2 separate regions of the Homo sapiens genome follow, and region 1 is linked to region 2. The links are chromatin contacts, found by Hi-C in ENCODE. All regions are on one chromosome and are shown on one strand. The core of a region is the stretch at or near the end of the contact, and the rest is flanking DNA. Distances in the headings are between cores, read along the strand shown.

Region 1 (2,931 bases), core at 229-2,728, 720 kb after region 2:
ACCAACATTTCGATTTCAAAGTGTTCACACGTCTTCTTCTTCTTCTTCTTCTCCAGATATTATCAGCCAAGCTAGAACACAAGGCAGCCCACCAACCCAGCACAGATTTGAACAGGCAGCTGAGGAGAGAGCCTGGGATGCCAGCTCTGAAGTGTTCACCGCTAGAAGTGTTCCCTTGTCAAAGAAAGAAGCCATCCCTTGTCAGTAGATGGTCAGGAGTTCAAGACCAGCCTGGGCAACATGGTGAAACCCCGTCTTTACAAAAAAATACAAACATTAGCCAGGCGTGGTGGCCTGTGCCTGTGGTCCCAGCTGCTTGGGAGGCTGAGGTGGGAGGATCACTTGAGCCTGGGAGGTCGAGGCTGCAGTGCCACAGTGCACTTCTACCATCACTTGTCACGGCTCATTGAACCCATGTGACCCTGATCCAAGCCAGGCAACCACAGTCTCTGTCCCAGAAACTTGGTGTGAAGTCAGAGACAGAGTCAGTTGGTGCCAGTATAAGGACTGGAAGGTTATGAAGGCTGGGACATGAGACCTTTGGGGTCAGCCATGAGGGTGCCAGCTGGAAATCAGTGACCGAGGGCAAGGGAAGGAACCCGATCAACAGAAGGGCAGAGGCAGGGCATACACAGTCCCTGATGGAAGGATAGACAGAGAGAGCAGCCACCTGGGAAACCCTGCTTACGCTGATGCCCATCCTGCCTCCTACAACTGAATTCCATGAAATGCTGTCATGGTTATTCTAAGTCCCCCTTGACTTCAGCAGCTTTAGTGGGCTTCTGGGCCTTGCAGCCAAACCAGCTGCCAGGCATCCAGCCCAAAGTAGGTCCTCAAAGTATCCTGCCCATCTGCCTTTTAGGGCTGGGATTCCTTACTTTTGCCCAGGAAAGGCATCTTGGGGTGACATCTGGGAAGCAAGGATCACTCAGAAAAGAGGGAAGGAGCTGGGGCTGGGATTCCAACAATTTCACTGTGGCAGCATGTATGGTCCAGCCCTATGGCGCCTTGTTGGTTTTCTCTTCATGTGCGGAGACGAGAGATTGTAGAAAAATAAGACACAAGACTAAGAGAGAGTATGACAGACAGCTGGGCCCAGGGGGCCACTACCACCAATGTGCAGAGTCCGGTAGTGGCCCCGTATGTCTGGATGCACTGCTATTTATTGTATACAAGGCAAGGGGGCAGGATAAGGAGAGTGAGTCATGTCAAGTGATTGATAAGGTCAAGCAAGTCACGTGTCCACCGGACAGGGGGCCCCTTCCCTTTGTGGTAGCTGAAGCAGAGGGAGGACATCATGCATCAGCCTTTTTTCTATGTGCTTATCAGAGATCAAAGACTTTAATACTTTCACTATTTCTGCTACTGCTATCTTCTAAGGACTTAAGAGGGGAACCAGGTATATAGGCAGAACATGAAAGTGAACGAGTGTGACCACCGAAGCACAGCACCACAGGGAGACGTTTAAGCCTCCGGATGTCTGTGGGTAGACTGGCTGATGTCCAACCTCCCACAAGAGGCTGGTGGAGCAGGTGTTCTCTAACTCTTCCAAGGAAAGGGAAACCCCCTTTCATGGTCCGCTAAGTAACAGGTGCCTTCCCAGGAACACAAGCCCACAAGCGGCCTTTATCCGGGCGTGACAGAGGGCTCACGCTCTTTTTTTTTTTTTTTTTTTTTTGAGACGAAGTCACTCTGTCGTCCAGGCTGGAGTGCAGTGGTGCGATCTCGGCTCACTGCAAGCTCTGCCTCCCGGGTTCATGCCATTCTCCTGCCTCAGCCTCTCGAGTAGCTGGGACTACAGGCGCCCGCCACCATACCCAGCTAATTTTTTGTATTTTTAGTAGAGATGGGGTTTCCCCGTGTTAGCCAGGATGGTCTCGATCTCCTAACCTCGTGATCCGCCTGCCTTGGCCTCCCAAAGTGCTGGGATTACAGGCGTGAGCCACCATGTCCGGCCTGACAGAGGGCTCACACTCTTATCTTCTGGTCACTTCTCACAATGTTCCTTCAGCTCCTGACTGTACTGGCTGGTTATTCCTCGGTTATAATAGTAAAGCACAGATTAATACTAAAACTAATGATTGATAATATCCATATATAATCATCTCTATATCCTATTTCTAGTATAACTTTTCTTATTCTATTTTCTTTATTATACTGGAACAGTTTGTGCCTTCAGTCTCTTGCTTCGGCACCTGGGTGGCTTTCCGCCCACAGCAGCAAGAGTCATTGTTAGTAATAAGTCTTAATACTGTACCATAAGGTTGCAACTTGTTTATTTTTTTGAGACAGAGTCTCACTCTGTCTCCCAGGCTGGAGTGCGGTGGTGCAATCTTGGCTCGCTGCAGCCTCAACCTCCCAGGCTCAAGCGATCCTCCCACCTCAGCCTCCCAAGTAGCTTGGGACCACAGGCACGAGCCACAACACTCAGCTAATTTTTGTACTTTTTGTAGAGACAGGGTTTCACTATGTAGCCTAGGCTGATCTCAAACTCCTGAGCTCAACTGATCCATTTGCCTTGGCCTCCCAAAGTGCTGGGATTACAGGTGTGAGCCACCGCACCTGGCTACATCTCATTTATTGAGTACTCGTTTATATCCTCTAGTGAACACCTAATATACATATCTTAATCCTCACAACAGCCTAGGAAGGAGGCTACTAATTGTGTCAATTTTATTTGCTGAGTCTTTAAAAAGGTTGAGTTGATTATCACAGCTGGTAGAGGGCTAGGATTTAAACTCAATCTGTCTGCATTTTCTGCTTTGCCACACTGCACTCCTGCCATAATTAGGATCCATCTTCCTAGGGTTGATTCCTCCAGCTGCTGTGGCCTAAAAAATGTGAGTTAATTGGTTACAGAGTAGGGATACCATGTTTGTACTCTAATTTTTTCAAGAGCTGAGTGGTCTCAAAGTGGTCTGAGGACAGCCA
Region 2 (2,812 bases), core at 175-2,674:
GGCTAGAGGTACTGCTAAGCCAGAGCTCAGGAGATGCACCTAGGGCCCCAGTAGTAGGTCTCCGATAAGAATCAGGGGAATGAATATATAAATGAATGAATATATGAATGCATGTGGGGGTGTGGTCTAGCGATTACTTTATGAGCGTGACAAGGATAGGAAGAGGATGGTGAAAGCATACAGTAGTACCTGCCTGTGAAAGAAGCTGCCCGTCGACTCAGAGAGCTGCCACGGAGATTGGTGTTTTCAAGGCTGTCAGGTTCCCCAGTTGGGAGAAGGGTGGGAAGGGCTTAAGGATTTACAGAGATTGATTTAGGGGAGAACACACAGGAAGCGAAACAGCAGGAAACGCCGGGAGACAGCAGCAGCAGGACAGGATTGAGGAAGGGTAAGAGTGCGAAATGGGGTAAGAATAAAAGAAAGGAATGGACAGATGTATGCTTTACAAGGCACTTCCACGGCGAGTGACTCATTCATGCTTAGGACAACCCAGGGAGAGACATAGGTATATATTGCATTGCCAGCCTTTGGAATGCGGGATGCGGTCCAGATAAGGCCATCGCAGCTCAGAGAGGCTGTTCAGCCGCTGTTCGATTCCTCTGGTGACAAGAACACTCTACTTTTGGAAGTAGCACTTCTATTAGAGAAGTTAAAAAAAAAAAAAAAAGAAAAGGGAGATAAGAAGAAAGGTGTGGGCCCCTTGAGGGGAAAGATCTGTGAATGACAGACATTTTAGATAATTCATGGAATTGCAGAGCCAGAACGGGTCAGGCAGATCTTTTCATCTGTAAAACGAAGGGGGCAGACGATCTTCCTTTTCTCTTGTCTAATAGCCTGTGAAATCATCTAGGCAACCACCTCCCAATTTTACAGAATAAAAAACGAGGCCCGCGGGATATGTCTCGCTCAAAGTAACAGAACGCCCGAGTGGAGGGACAGGCCCGGAGCCGACTCCGCCCCGTCCGCAGGGCCTCTCGCCGCTCCGACACCTTCCCAGAAAGATAAAGAACAGCGGGAGGCGGCAGGCCCGGCGGCCTAGCTGCGAGCGCCCTGGTGTTCGAGGCCGCTTCCCGGCAGCAGTGGGAGGAACGCCCCGAGGGGAGGGCAGGAGAGGGGCGGGGAGGAGTTGAGACGGGCGGGGAAGAGTTCGGGCCTCCTTTCCCACACTTCGTTAGGACGCCGGCTGGGGCGGGCCGGCAGAGGGCGCGGGGCGGTTCCTCGCTCGGCGGGCCCGGCAGGCCCGGCGGGCTGGGGGCGCGCTGTCCCGGGCGCACTGTCGGAGCTCGCGGGCACCGGGTCGCGGCGGCCCGGGCGGCCGGAGCCGGCAGGGGAAGTGCGGCGGGCGGGCAGGCGGGCGGCCGGGAACGGGCGGGGCGGGGCGGGGCGCGAAGGGGGCGGTGCCGCGAGCGGGGGGCGGTGGCGGCGGCGGCGGTGGCGGCCGAGGAGGAGAACATGGCGGCCGCGGAGAGCGGCTGAAATGCCTGTTCTTCAGGCCGGGCGAGCGGGAGTCTGACGCGATTTGCTGAGCTCTGTCCTCCGACGGCTGCCTCGCGGCCTTGAGGGCCTCCGCCGCCTGTTCGCTGCTGCTCCCTCGAGCGGAGCCTGCGTCAGGTTCCCTCTGCATCCCCCTGCGGGGGGACCCCTGCTCCGGAGGAGGGGGCCGGAGAGCCGCGGCGCCGGGCCCGAGGAGCGGCGGAGGCCGGGGCGGCGCCGCCGCCACGGTCGCGGACGAGTGCGGCGCCGGTGAGCGGGGCCCAGAGGCGGCGGCGGCAGGTGAGTGGCGGGCTGCGGGTGCGGAGCCTCCCGGTGGGTGCAGCTGTCACGAGCCGCGCGGCCGCGGAGGCCCTAGGGGGCGGGGAGCAGCTGGCGCCCCTCCGCCCCCTGCTCTCCTTTCTCCCGCTCCATCCTCCTCCCACTTCCCCGAGTTCCCCTCGCGGCCCGGCGCGGCTGGAGGGGGCGGAGGTCGCAGCTGTCACGGGCACCAGCTGGGGGCTGCTCCCCGCCGGGGGAAATCGCTGCAGCAGCGACTTCTCTCCGCCTCTTTTCCAGTTGCCCTAGTTAGCGCGGAGAGGGCGAGCATCCGCGGAGGGGGTGCGAGCTGCGCGGCCGCCTGCCCGGCGTGGGGAGCGGGCGCCCCGGGCCGCCGCCGAGAGGGGGAGCCGGAAGTCGGCGCGGGCGCCCCTCGGCCCCGACGACGCCGTGACCTTGGCCGGCCCGCTCACCTCTCGGAATCTCGCCTGCCGGGACCGCGAAATGGGGGCGACCGCGGCGTCCCTCTCCGTCGGCGCAGCCCTCGACGGCGCTTGGGTTTGACCCCGGCGCGCTTGCTCGCCCCTTCTCCCGAGAAGGGGTTTCGGAGGTAGACATGGGATGGATACTGGACATGTTCCTGTCGCGGCCCGGGTTTGGTCCCCTTCCTGGGATTCAGCCGAAAGGGCCGAGGAAGGGAAGCAAACATGTTGACGAGGCGATTGGGAGGTGGGGTTGGTTAGTGGGCAGTGACAGAATTCGGGCCGCTCTCTAGTCCCTTGTAAAAGACCTGAAAAAATCGGACACCCAGGGTCTCCAGTCCTTACTACCCAGCTGTGGTGGCTGCTTTTTTATTTTATTTAAAAGCAGTTACCCCCATGGGTAGACACTGCCCAGTCTGACGACGTTAGAGGGAGACGGAGGGGTTGACAATACAGCCTGTGTGTGTGTGACAAGGACAGGCCACGGTGTTGTGTCCGGAGAGTTTCATGGGGAGGAAAACTTTAAGCTGGAGGATCTGTTAGCCTCTCATGCTTGGCCCTCCTCGTTTCTTGTAGAGGTG

What was found. A loop is a pair of places that touch in the nucleus more often than their neighbours do. Pooled maps may share reads with other maps.
Region 1: a loop to region 2 is called in a map of CD8-positive, alpha-beta T cell, with 3 times the contacts of the local background. The contact joins the enhancer-like site here to the promoter of NCOA1 in region 2. A Hi-C loop is called at or near these places in 1 of 168 maps with a recorded cell type or tissue (CD8-positive, alpha-beta T cell), 5 of 37 single-sample maps with no recorded cell type and 8 of 50 pooled maps.

What each region holds. Positions count from the first base shown.
Region 1 is chr2:25,208,918-25,211,848 of GRCh38, forward strand. LINC01381 (long intergenic non-protein coding RNA 1381) reads left to right here. Exons shown (of 2, transcript NR_132378.1): 2 at 57-285. Among named protein-coding and RNA genes, the nearest start is that of LINC01381, 6.1 kb to the left of the region's middle. Within about 2 kb of position 1,479, at least 6 of the 41 ENCODE cell types and tissues checked have a DNase peak (open chromatin) inside an H3K27ac peak, as active enhancers do; they include CD8-positive, alpha-beta T cell, where a contact is called at or near this core.
Region 2 is chr2:24,489,830-24,492,641 of GRCh38, forward strand. It overlaps NCOA1 (nuclear receptor coactivator 1), which reads left to right and starts at 1,425. Exons shown (of 23, transcript NM_003743.5): 1 at 1,425-1,773. RefSeq lists silencers at 1,078-1,417, 1,395-1,553, 1,708-2,197.